Regions from separate parts of the Homo sapiens genome. Here all the other regions are linked to region 4. A link is a contact called in ENCODE Hi-C or POLR2A ChIA-PET data. All regions are on one chromosome and are shown on one strand. The core of a region is the stretch at or near the end of the contact, and the rest is flanking DNA. Distances in the headings are between cores, read along the strand shown. Region 1 overlaps PRKCD (protein kinase C delta). Region 2 holds the start of PRKCD (protein kinase C delta). Region 3 holds the start of WDR82 (WD repeat domain 82). Region 4 holds the start of SPCS1 (signal peptidase complex subunit 1).

Region 1 (2,700 bases), core at 189-2,688, 470 kb before region 4:
GAGGTTACAGTGAGCTGAGATCGCACAACTGCACTCTAGCTTGGGCAACAGAATGAGACTCAGTCTCAAAAAAAAAAAAATTATAGATGAGGAAACTGAGGCACAGAGAGGTTAAGTAACTTTGCCTAAGGCCCTATAGCTAGGAAGTGGTAGAGCTGGGATTCAAACCCAGGCAGTCTGACTCCAGCCTGCGGCGCCTCGTGTATACACCCTCAGGGACAGAGTGTGCTCACACCTGTGTACTCAGAGACACCCACATCTACACAGAAGCACATGCAGCCACTATGTGCCAGTAAAGGACCTATCATTGCCTCTCCGAGGAAAAGAGGCCTGGTGCATGGCCTGGGCTGGTTTCTGCGTGAATACTCTACTGTGCCCAATTGCCATCCACCAACTCCCCGTCACTGAATGCGGAGCTGGGAAGAGATGCGCAGAACTGGTTTTCCAGAGCAGCAGCAAGCCAGCCCCAGCACTCACTGAACTCAGCTGCTGTATCTACACTGGGAAAACTCACGTGCATACACTCTCTGAGCGCACACAGGCACTGGCATACACACAGGCACTGGCACACGTGAGCACACATGGGTACATACGTACAAACTGGCCTGTGGAGACACTTACGCCTGCATTTGTAGCCTTGCTTGTTGAGGCCCCTGAAAGGCAAAACCCAGGCAAAGTGAGTGAGCGGGGACCGGGATCGGCCCCCACTACCCTGCACCACCACCAGTGGGCATGGCCGGTTCTCACCAGACAAAGTCTTTGCACACAGAACAGAAGGTGGGTTGCCCAAAGAAGGTGGCGATAAACTCATGGTTCTTGATGTAGTGGATTTTGGCCTGTTTGATGGCTCCGCGGCGGTTCATCGTTGGGAACTTGGCCTCGTCCTCACTGCGCATAGACTGTTTGCAATCTGGTGACCATGGAGTAGGGAAGTCAGCCCTGGTATCTGGAAGGGGTGGCACCCCTACAGTCCCTCCCAGGGTGGTCCTGGACAGCTCTGCCGAAGGGAGCAGCTTCCCTACACCTCAGTGCTGGCTCTGCCTCTGAACCCGGCAAGGGAGCCCTCCACCCCCAGGGAGTTCTTACCCACGTCCTCCAGGAAATACTGAACAGACATCAACACCTTGGCCTGAGGCTGCAGGTCCAGCTGTTGGGGGCCAGAGGCCAGGGGAGAACAAGGTCAGTGAGGGCAGCCTGGGCCAGGCCAAACTCAGAACCCACCCCCATGGCTGGTCCCCCAAGGCCAAGGCAGCCCCCCAAGGCCTAGCCAGACACTTGTCTGCCCAGTGTGGGCAGGGCCCCGCCTGAGCCCCACTCCTGAGCCCCACCCCCACCCTGTACCCAGGGGTATTATTACATTTAGGGAAGTGAAAGGGTCCAGCCCACACCCAGCCCAGACACATAGCTGGGGAATAGAGCGGGAAGGGAAATTCCCCACCCCTACCCGCTGCAGCTCCCTTAGCAAGGATCTTAGAATGGAGGCCCCTACCCGTGTGCACATGCGGAGAGAGACAGACACACAGACACACTCATCCTCGTGCACACACGCTGCTCCTCCCTCTGTGCCGAGGGCTCCTCATGCAGATTGGACAGTCTCGAGGGTGGGACCTGAGCCTCTATCCCCTCACCTCCCCCAAGACCTAGACCTGGTGACTGATATCCTCCCTTGGGGGAGCGGAGACAGCACAGCCAGAGGCCCCTCTGTGTCCCTGCCTGACTGGCCAAGGGTCAGTACAGCCCTGTGTTAACCTCTCTCCCATCCCAGCCCCCTCACCCCTCGCAGGAGGCTGATCAGAGCCTCCAATGGTCACAGGGCCTTTCCTGGTGGAGACATCTTGGTTACATCCCACATGTAACCCCAGGGGACTTCTGCCAGCACTGGCATCCTGTGGCCACCCAGAACACACAGCTGCACATGGCCAAGTGGCCACATGCTTGTGCAGAGTCTCCATTTCAGCAGGTAAGTAGATGAGACCGTCAGCCTCCCCTTCTCCCACCTCCTTGCTGTTAAAGATCACTATGTTGCCCCCTCAATGGCTGCCAAGGCCTAGAATATATGCGAAGATTCCAAAAAGAACTGGGATAATGGGTGCCTCTGGGAAGGAGGCCTGGTGGCCTGGTGTTGGGGCAGGGACACACCCTTTCATGCAGTTAAAAATGTTTTACTATGTGCATATCCTGCCTTTCCAAAATTAAAAAGGAAAAAGTAGTCACAATAAGGAAGTTGGCCGTCTTTAGCACCTGCTATGTGTCAGGTTCTGCAATAAGCCCTGTACATCCAGCTGCTCCTTTCATTTGAACAACTGACCCTGAGGTAGGCACATTTAGTAGCGCCTTCCCTTAACAGATGCGGAAGCAGAAGCTCAGAGAGGCTGGGAATCTGGTGAATTGCAGAGCCAGGATTCACACCCAGGACATGTTGGCCACAGGGCTGGACTGGTGGCCAGCACAGGGCCCGGTGCTCTTCAGCTGTGCTCACTGACCAAGCCCGCGTGTGTGCACGCACACACATGCACGCATGCACACACACACAGACACACACACACACACACACGGCACGGCTCGTGCGCCCCTTACCCAGAACTCAGCCTTGCCATTGTTCTTCTTGCAGCGCTCGGCCAGCACCGACACACCCACGGTCACCTCAGACACTGGCTCCTCTGCTGCCCGCATTAGCACAATCTGGATGACGCGCCCCTC
Region 2 (2,700 bases), core at 64-2,563, 460 kb before region 4:
AGACACACAACATACCCACACACCCAGATACCAGTGACTTAGCACAAGGAGACAGCTTCCACGCATACAGGGTAGGCGTCAGAGAAGGGGACCCCCCGCCCACTCACAGCAGATCCTTCTGACCAGGTTTAAGGCGGGGCTCGGTGGGGCTCTCCCCTGCCCCAAGAGAGAGGGAACTGGGGAAGTGGGAGCAGTTCCGATGGTGCTCTCCTTCTGCCGCTCCACCACCAGCCAGGAGGACCCCCCCCCCCGACCTCCTCCCCTCATCTGGTGGAGCCCCCACAACGGGAGTGGCATCTGGGTTGGGGGCGAGTACAGACCGTATCGGGCAGGGGCCACCCTGGGAGGGGTCTCAGAGGGGCGGAGGGGTGGGGTGGGAAGGGGGATGGTGGAGACTGGAGCCACGCCCAGCCCAGAGACGGATGAAGGGACCGAGAAAGACTCTTGAGACCGAAAGAAGAGACAGCGAGGAGGAGGCGCCGCGCGGGTCGGGCCTCCAGGGACCCAGGGGCGGGAGGCGAGGCCCGGCGGGCGGCCTGGCCTGGGCCCCGCGGTAGAGCGGAGAGGCGGCTGGACTGGCAGGGGGCGGCGAGCGTGGGCCGGGGGCGCGGCTCCGGGAGGACGGGATCGAGGGGGCGGCGGGCGGGGGTAGGGGTGTGGGTGGGGGTGGGGCGATGGAGCACGCGGAGGGCAAGGGACGGACGGATCGGGTGGCGAGGGACAGAAGGATCGGGTCTCGGAGAGGCGCGCAGGGGGAGAACACAGAGTGGGTGGCGACAGACGGACGGACACAGGGCCCGGGAGAGAGTCGGGAGGGACGGACGGGCCCCTCGGAGGAGCGGGAGACACACGGGCGGGTGGAGGGGCCGGGAGCGGGCAGACAGAAGGACCTCAGCCCCCACTGTCTAGCGGAGGGACACACAGACGGACAGGGGGACGGAGTCACCGGCAGGTCTCGGCGCGGCGGGACTTTCGCTGACCGCGGCTCAGTTTCTCAGTTTCGGAAACGGGAACTGGGGCGGGAAGGGGGAAGGAAGGGCGCCGCGCCCTCGGGGTAGCCCCGATCCCGCGCCCGGACCCGGCCCTCACTTACCTCCCGTTGCAGGGGCAGGCGCCAAGGGTCGCGGCGGCAGCGGCGGGGGCGCCGCTCCCCGGCGCGCGCGGACGGGGTTCGGCGCGGCGCTGACTGGGATGGGCCAAGCGGCCAGTGAGGTGTGGCCCGGGCCTCCGCGCGGCGGGCGGGCGCCGGGGGTCGCTCGGGAGATGTGGGCTACAGCCGCCTCGGGCTCCGGCGCCGCGGCACACGGAAGTGCGAGGGGGCGGGGCCGAGCGACCTCACCCAGGTGCCGCCGGCCCCGCCCCCGCCAGGCCCCGCCCCCGCCAGGCCTCGCCCTGCCAGGCCTCGCCCCGCCAGCTGCAATCGGGGACAGCGTCCCTCCGCCTCTGCCTGCGCGGGACACCGAGTCTCCCGGTCCCTCTGCCCTGCCTGGCCCTCTTCGCATCCTCCCGCCATTAGCGCGCAGCCAGCCCTCAGAAGGGGCCCATTTTACAGAGGAGGACGCTGAGGCCCGGTGGGGAGGCTCCCTCCGCCCGCTGGGGCCTGGGAGGGGCCGGCGGGGGTTCCCCCGCTCCCCACACCCACGCCCGGGACTCCCCACTGGCCAGCTGGCCCGCCTCTCCTGGCCCCACTCCTGCTCTTCCTGTTGGCTGGAGCTCGGACGCGGCCGGGCGCGGTGCCCGCCGCCAAGCCCGCTGTCCCGGCTCTGCCCCAAAGACTGAGCTGGTTAGACTCCAGGGTCGGAGGTTCTCGCTGGTCGGGCGCTGCACTGCTCCTCAGGCGGTTCTGGGAACTGCCCCTACTCGGACTGGCAGTTGCCCCTACCCCGATTGGCAGTCTTCTGCTTTCCTGCCCCCACCTTTGAGACCTCTCTATTGCTCCTGGCAGGCGCCTGAGCCTCCTTTCCAGACATGGAACTTGGTTGTCAGCCATAACTCCTTCATTCATTCATTCACTCATTCATCTATTCACCGAGTGTCCCCTAGGCTCAAAGTCTAGGGACCAGTTGGGGTTCTAGGGAGTCCATTCCCCTGTCCCCAGAGCTCAGAAAGCCAAGACATTAGCCTTATACTCATCCAAAGAAATGTCACTTCCCAGGAGACAAAAAAGAGGGTTCCAGGTCCTGGGGAACCACCTAGAAGGGATAGAGAAAGTCTAGACAGCTCTTCCCAGCTGAGACACAAGGGATGGAAGTGGGGGACAATCCCTGAGGTGGCCTGAGCTGAGAAAGGGGCTTGTGACAGAGACAGGCCATTGGACTTTGGTCTTCTCACAGAGCAATGAGAAGGTGGTGAAAGCTATTACAACCAGGCAGGATGACAGGCTCAAGGGGGCTCCTGCGGGATAGATGGGGCAGAGGGACAGCAGGGCAGAGGAGAGGCTGGATGGGGGACAGAAGGGCTGCCACGTTGTTCAGGTGGGAGGACCCTGGTTGAGATTGCGGAAGATGGATGGGGAGAAAAGGCCAGACCAGGTGGGTTCAAGGACTATCCTTTGGGAAAGACTTTCTCTTCACACCCAGGCCTTGAGCATGCTGTTCTCTGGGCCTGAATGCCATTTCCCACCCCACCCCCAAACCTCTACCTGCCCTGGTTGTGTCCATTCAAATGTCCCTCCTCCCTGATGCCCAGTTGTAATGCACG
Region 3 (2,700 bases), core at 201-2,700, 430 kb after region 4:
GACTTAGCCAGGAACTTGCCTCTTCCCTTAGAGAACAACTTCTCTTTATGTATAAGGATCCTGGCTCTCCTTTTACCCAGGGGGTTGGGATACAGCCTCTAGTTCTTTCTAGAAAGACCCCAACTGTCCCAGGGTTTCCATTTTGTTTTTTACCATTGCACAGGTCTCTGGATAATAACCTTCCTAATAGCGACTGAAATGTCTCACAGCCTTTCCTCGTTTTTGTTTCTCTTTAGCTAAAGAAAGCAAAAATAAATAATCCCCATCTTCATTGTTGGAAACCCCAGGCAATTAACCTTTTGAGGAGCTTCACACAAGATACAGATCTGTGAAGCCACATAGGTTGGCATTGAGTTTAACCCCTTGCCCAGAAAGTTAAGGTTAGGAAGCTTGGTTCCTATTTTCTGTTCAAATACTGCTTTCCTTTGTTAGAGATAAACTTTCTTTTAAGGCAAATAATCACTTATATGATAGAACCTTTAAAATAATCCTGTTGACTACAAACAGGATAGTGCAACTCTTCCAAATCTTGAATGTGGTGGTGACTGCATGACTGTGTATGGGTGTCAGAACATAAAACTAGCCACTAAAAAGGCTAATTTTTGGGGGGAAACCGTCTGCTCTGTCGCCCAGCCTGGAATGCAGTGGCACGATTTCGGCGCACTGCAGCCTCCGCCTTTCTCAATTCTCGTGCCTCAGCCGCGCCATCATGCCCGGCTAATTTTTTGTATTTTAGTAGAGGTGGGGTTTTGTCATGTTGGCCAGGCTGGTCTCAACTCCTGAGCTCAAGCGATCATCCCGCCTCGGCCTCCCAAAGTGGTGGGTTTAAAGGCGTGAGCCACCGCGCCCGGCCTAAAAAGGCTGATTTTTACTGTACCTAAAGTCTACCTCGATTAAGAAAACGAGGCCGGGTGCGGGTGAGGTCAGGAGTTCGAGACCAGCCTGGCCAACATGGTGAACCCCCGTCTCTACCAAAAATACAAAATTAGCTGGGCGTGGTGGCGCGCGCCTGAGCGAGAGACTCCATCTCCAAAAAAAAAAAAAAAAGTAAAGAGGTCGAAGCTGTCTAAGCGGACGCTGCGGTGGACTAGCGGTCAAGCTTGCCTGCGAGCGGCTCACCTGAGTCACCCCCAAAACCGGCCTCCAGCAGCATACCCGACCCTGCAGTACCCCCTCCCACGCAGCCTGCGATCGGGACGCCTGCAGGAGGCGCCAGAGTCTTCGCGGGGGTTGCAATCCCGCGCAAGGGCCCCCGGCTCCCAAGGCATCCGCAACCTTCCGATCCCCCGGGAAGGCCCTGCACGTCTCGGCCGCTCCCTGCCAGCAGCCCGCCCCGCCACTACACTCCGCCGCGGCCGCGCTGACGTCACCACCCCGCCTCCCCGCCTTGCTCCGCCGTTCCCGCCCCGCCCCCTTTCCCGGCGTGCGCCGCGGCTGAGGCTCCTCGCCCTCAGCTTCTGCCTGTCGCCCCAAAATGGCGGACACAATGAGCCGGCGACGCGCCGGTTGTCCGTGAGGTGGCTGTGAGGACGAACGGTCGGCGAGGCTCCACAGTCCAGGCAGAAGACCCTCGACCAAGCAGGAAGAAGAGGAGGAGGCGGCCCAACTGTTGGCCGACTTCCCGCTAGCCGCCGGCGCGGCGCCCGCCCCGCCTGGGTTGGCCCCTCGGCAGCCCGCCCGCTCGCCGCCGGGCCCCGCCCCGGCCCTGCGCCGCCGCTGCCTTCCCCAGCCGCCGCCATGAAGCTGACCGACAGCGTGTTGCGGAGCTTCCGCGTCGCTAAGGTGTTCCGCGAAAACTCGGACAAGATTAACTGCTTCGATTTCAGCCCCAACGGCGAGACGGTCATCTCGAGTAGCGACGACGACTCCATCGTGCTCTATGACTGCCAGGAGGGCAAGTGAGTGCGGCGGAGGCCCTGGGCCCGAGTCTCAGTGCCTCCCTCCGGTGGCCCAGCACAGGTCCCTCGGCCTGCCCTCCGTCCCGACTTCAGCCCCCAGCCTATTTTGCACGCGTTCCTGCCAGGGCCGCCTCCACCCCGCAGCCGTCCAGGAGACCTTTTATTTTTTTCTTCTTAAAAAAAAAAGATAACGATAGTCATAATTTTATAATATTATTTGTATGTCTTCGGTCTCCTTTGAGCGCTATGCATCACTTGCCAAACCCCACCTTGACCTTGACCTTTAAACGCCCGGTCCGCCCACCCTGGGCCCACCAGGTAGCGTTTTCAGCTCCTCAGGCTGTCAAAGGTGCTGGTCTGCTCCGGCCTCGACGCAGGACTGCAGGGGCTGCTTTTCTGCCTCCTTCGGCAGCGTCAGCTCTCTCTTGTGCTCTCTCCACTGTGACCTCGATTCCGCCCTGGCACTCCGCCCATCCCCTGCCCCTCAGCTTCCCGCGGCCTTTCTGCCGTCAGACCGCGTGGGTTGCACTTCTTAGCTGTCAGGATTTATTTGTTGTGCCCCTTTGAGCCCCCTTGCTTTTTCTTCCTGCTCCTAGCCTTTCTCTTACTCATTCAGACTTGGTGCCCACGTTCATAAGTGAACTTTTCAGCAACATCTAAAACTTCCTTTTTGCCACACACAAACGAACTTGGTCGTCCCATCCTGACCTGAATGTGAGCTTCCGTTAAAACAAAGCAAGCATCGTAGAACAATTTCAGGTTTCCTTTCATACTTTTTTTTTTCTATTACACTTTTTGGTCC
Region 4 (2,700 bases), core at 79-2,578:
CTGTAATCCAAGCACTCTGGGAGGCCAAGGTGGGCGGATTGCTTGAGACCAGCCTGGCCAACACAGTGAAGCCCTGTCTTTACTAAAAATACAAAAATTAGCTGGGTGTGGTGGTGGGCTCCTGTAGTCACAGCTACTCGGGAGGCTGAGGCAGGAAAATCTATTAAACCCGGGAGGCAGAAGGTGCAGTGAGCCGAAATCGCCCCAGTGCACTGCAGCCTGGGCAACAAGAGTGAAACTCCGTCTCAAAAAATTTAAATAAATAAATAAATAAAAGGTGAAGGGACAACGTGAGCACCATGAAAACTCCTGCTGGCTTTGACCTTAAGATTATTAGCCAGAGTAGCCGCCAAAGGAAATAAGCTGTGTCCTTTTATATAGTTCGCACCATCTGACACTATTTTGGCATTCTACTTTTCCAATGATAGCAAAGGGAAACGCTGTTTGGAAGGATGAGGGAAACGTTGGCTTTGGGTCTCACTACTGAGTAGGTCTAACCAAACCAACCCGACTCACAAAACCCAAGCTGCCACTAATACCCACAAATTTCTTACCAAACATGAAAAAGCAAATCCGGCCATAACTATATAGACAGTCCACCCGAACTGTTCAGCCACGTACCCGTAGATAAATCCAACTATCTAGAGACAAATGAAGTATATTAAACACACTCAAACTGAGGGTTGGGAGGGAGGCGGGGGCGGAGATTAAATGTAAAACCAATACTTACTGCAGAAAAAAGAATAATTCCCTGAAACATCTGTTCAGCTAGCTTCTGGCCCTTGTAATCCTGGGGTGAAGCAGAGGAAAAAAAGAATTGGTTCCACCGCCGAGAACATACAATTCCTGCCCTGACCTCACAACTCTGGCACAGGGTAACCCCAACATCAGGGTCTCCCGCTCTCCTAAGGGCCTGGGCAAGATATTAAATTCTGGGCTTCCCGGGAGGAACTGAAACACCCTCACGGAGAATGGACAGGAGATTCTCGCGGAGTAGAAGAGAAGGGGACCCAGGAGGCAATTCGGGAAAGAGGGTGGACGGTAACCATCCGGGCCCGGAACAGCGCAGCACCGGGTCGGTGCTCCAACATGGGCTTCGAAGCTGCCAGGCACAAGAACGGCGTGCAGAGGTCCCCGGGTTGCGCCCTCACCATCTGCGTGGGCAGCGAGCTCAGATGCTCCAGCATGGCTGGCTGAGGAGGCGGGCAGCTGAGCGCGGGTGGCAGGCTGCGAGGCGAGGGCGACCGAGACTTAAGGACCGTGAGGGGTAAGGTCTGGCACTGCGCGTCAGTAGCCGGGCCTTCTAAGCCCGGGAGAGCGATGGCGGCGGCCCCGGAAGCGGAAGTCTCCGACGGGCCGGTACAGCCCGTGTCCCCGCCCCGCGCCATCGCTAGGCGACGTGCGCTTTTGCCGCGCCGTGCTGCCCGCGAGGGCAGCTGAGGTGGTGGTGGCGGCCGCCTTGTCGAGGCATCGCGCGCCCGTGAAGTGTTCGCCGTCAGTGCTGTTGGGTGCCTGGAGCCGCGTCCCCCGTCCCGAAAACTGTCCTTGACAGTACTTGCGCGGCCCAACGGCCGCCGGCGCCCCCGCGTCTCCATGGCGACGGCCTTTTTCCCTGCGAGGACCCCGGCGGCAGGGCTGCCCCGCGGCGCCTGCTTGGCGCGACGCTCTAGCGGTTACCGCTGCGGGCTGGCTGGGCGTAGTGGGGCTGCGCGGCTGCCACGGAGCTAGAGGGCAAGTGTGCTCGGCCCAGCGTGCAGGGAACGCGGGCGGCCAGACAACGGGCTGGGCTCCGGGGCCTGCGGCGCGGGCGCTGAGCTGGCAGGGCGGGTCGGGGCGCGGGCTGCATCCGCATCTCCTCCATCGCCTGCAGTAAGGGCGGCCGCGGCGAGCCTTTGAGGGGAACGACTTGTCGGAGCCCTAACCAGGGGTATCTCTGAGCCTGGTGGGATCCCCGGAGCGTCACATCACTTTCCGATCACTTCAAAGTGTAAGGGGGGCCCTACTGACCCTTGGAATTTAGGGGGGCTACCCTAGGCGGCATCCACAACAGAGAGAATTCCCTTGGAGAGGGGACCCTGGTGCTCGGCTGTCCCTCTCATCCGCGTAGAAAGTCCCTCATCTGGGGGCTCCCGAACTCAGCCCTCTCACATTGTGGCCGGCTTTACTGACCCTCACAGACCCAGGCTGGGCCCTCCCGATAGAGGCCAGCCAAAGGTTCACTCAGCCTCTCTTTCAAGGCTGGTGTATCTCTAAATCTTAGACCCTCCTCCGTTACCGTCAGCCAGGTGGGATGCCCACGTTTTGGAGAGAAACCGTTCTGAGGAACCCGGGCCTCTGGGTCCCAGCTGGCTCTCCGGCCCCCAGGTTATGTATTCTGGGTTGGCCACAAACAGTGGAATTCTAGGCACTCCCGGGACAGGGTGGGACTGCTGTCCTCATTCATGCAACCAGCAAATATTCACGGCACCTTGTTTGTGCCAGACAGCAGACCGAGGACACGGTTGTTACCAAGACCAGGCTGTTGCCTTGGAAGAGCCCAGAGCGTGTCAAGGGAGACAGCCACATCACGCCAGAAATACATGACAGCTGGATTAGCCCTGGGAGAGGGAGGCCCAGATGTGGGAGCTCAGGGGAGGTGCAGCTCAACGTGGAGTTTGGAGGAGGCTACCTTGACCTTTGAATGCCAAGTGGGAGCCAGCC

The links. Hi-C counts contacts between places; a loop is a spot of excess contacts on that map. ChIA-PET counts read pairs that join two places held with the same protein, here RNA polymerase II (POLR2A). Pooled maps may share reads with other maps.
Region 1: a pooled map shows a loop between it and region 4 (2.8-fold over the local background). The contact joins the enhancer-like site here to the promoter of SPCS1 in region 4. A Hi-C loop is called at or near these places in 1 of 37 single-sample maps with no recorded cell type and 2 of 50 pooled maps. POLR2A ChIA-PET finds 5 or more read pairs at or near these places in 3 of 52 experiments (GM12878, H1 and activated B cell).
Region 2: a loop to region 4 is called in a pooled map, with 7 times the contacts of the local background. The contact joins the promoter of PRKCD here to the promoter of SPCS1 in region 4. A Hi-C loop is called at or near these places in 4 of 37 single-sample maps with no recorded cell type and 8 of 50 pooled maps.
Region 3: a loop to region 4 is called in a pooled map, with 6 times the contacts of the local background. The contact joins the promoter of WDR82 here to the promoter of SPCS1 in region 4. A Hi-C loop is called at or near these places in 4 of 37 single-sample maps with no recorded cell type and 10 of 50 pooled maps. POLR2A ChIA-PET finds 5 or more read pairs at or near these places in 5 of 52 experiments (AG04449, GM12878, PC-3 and 2 more).

Annotation. Positions count from the first base shown.
Region 1 is chr3:53,179,654-53,182,353 of GRCh38, reverse strand. PRKCD (protein kinase C delta) reads right to left here. Exons shown (of 19, transcript NM_006254.4): 4 at 2,578-2,700; 5 at 1,087-1,147; 6 at 748-910; 7 at 622-653. Among named protein-coding and RNA genes, the nearest start is that of PRKCD, 20 kb to the right of the region's middle. RefSeq lists enhancers at 973-1,132, 1,393-1,442. Within about 2 kb of position 1,438, at least 4 of the 41 ENCODE cell types and tissues checked have a DNase peak (open chromatin) inside an H3K27ac peak, as active enhancers do; they include GM12878, where a contact is called at or near this core.
Region 2 is chr3:53,159,822-53,162,521 of GRCh38, reverse strand. PRKCD (protein kinase C delta) reads right to left here and starts at 1,313. Exons shown (of 19, transcript NM_006254.4): 1 at 1,094-1,313. RefSeq lists silencers at 362-591, 862-1,811.
Region 3 is chr3:52,277,399-52,280,098 of GRCh38, reverse strand. WDR82 (WD repeat domain 82) reads left to right here and starts at 1,450. Exons shown (of 9, transcript NM_025222.4): 1 at 1,450-1,898. The coding sequence starts at 1,738. RefSeq lists enhancers at 827-1,458, 1,928-2,027, 2,438-2,517, 2,538-2,587, 2,091-2,700 and silencers at 1,188-1,477, 1,658-1,737.
Region 4 is chr3:52,704,734-52,707,433 of GRCh38, reverse strand. It overlaps SPCS1 (signal peptidase complex subunit 1), which reads right to left and starts at 1,328. Exons shown (of 4, transcript NM_014041.5): 1 at 1,152-1,328; 2 at 731-790; 3 at 555-641. The coding sequence starts at 1,187. GLT8D1 (glycosyltransferase 8 domain containing 1) reads left to right here and starts at 1,643. Exons shown (of 10, transcript NM_018446.4): 1 at 1,643-1,987. RefSeq lists a silencer at 1,747-1,916.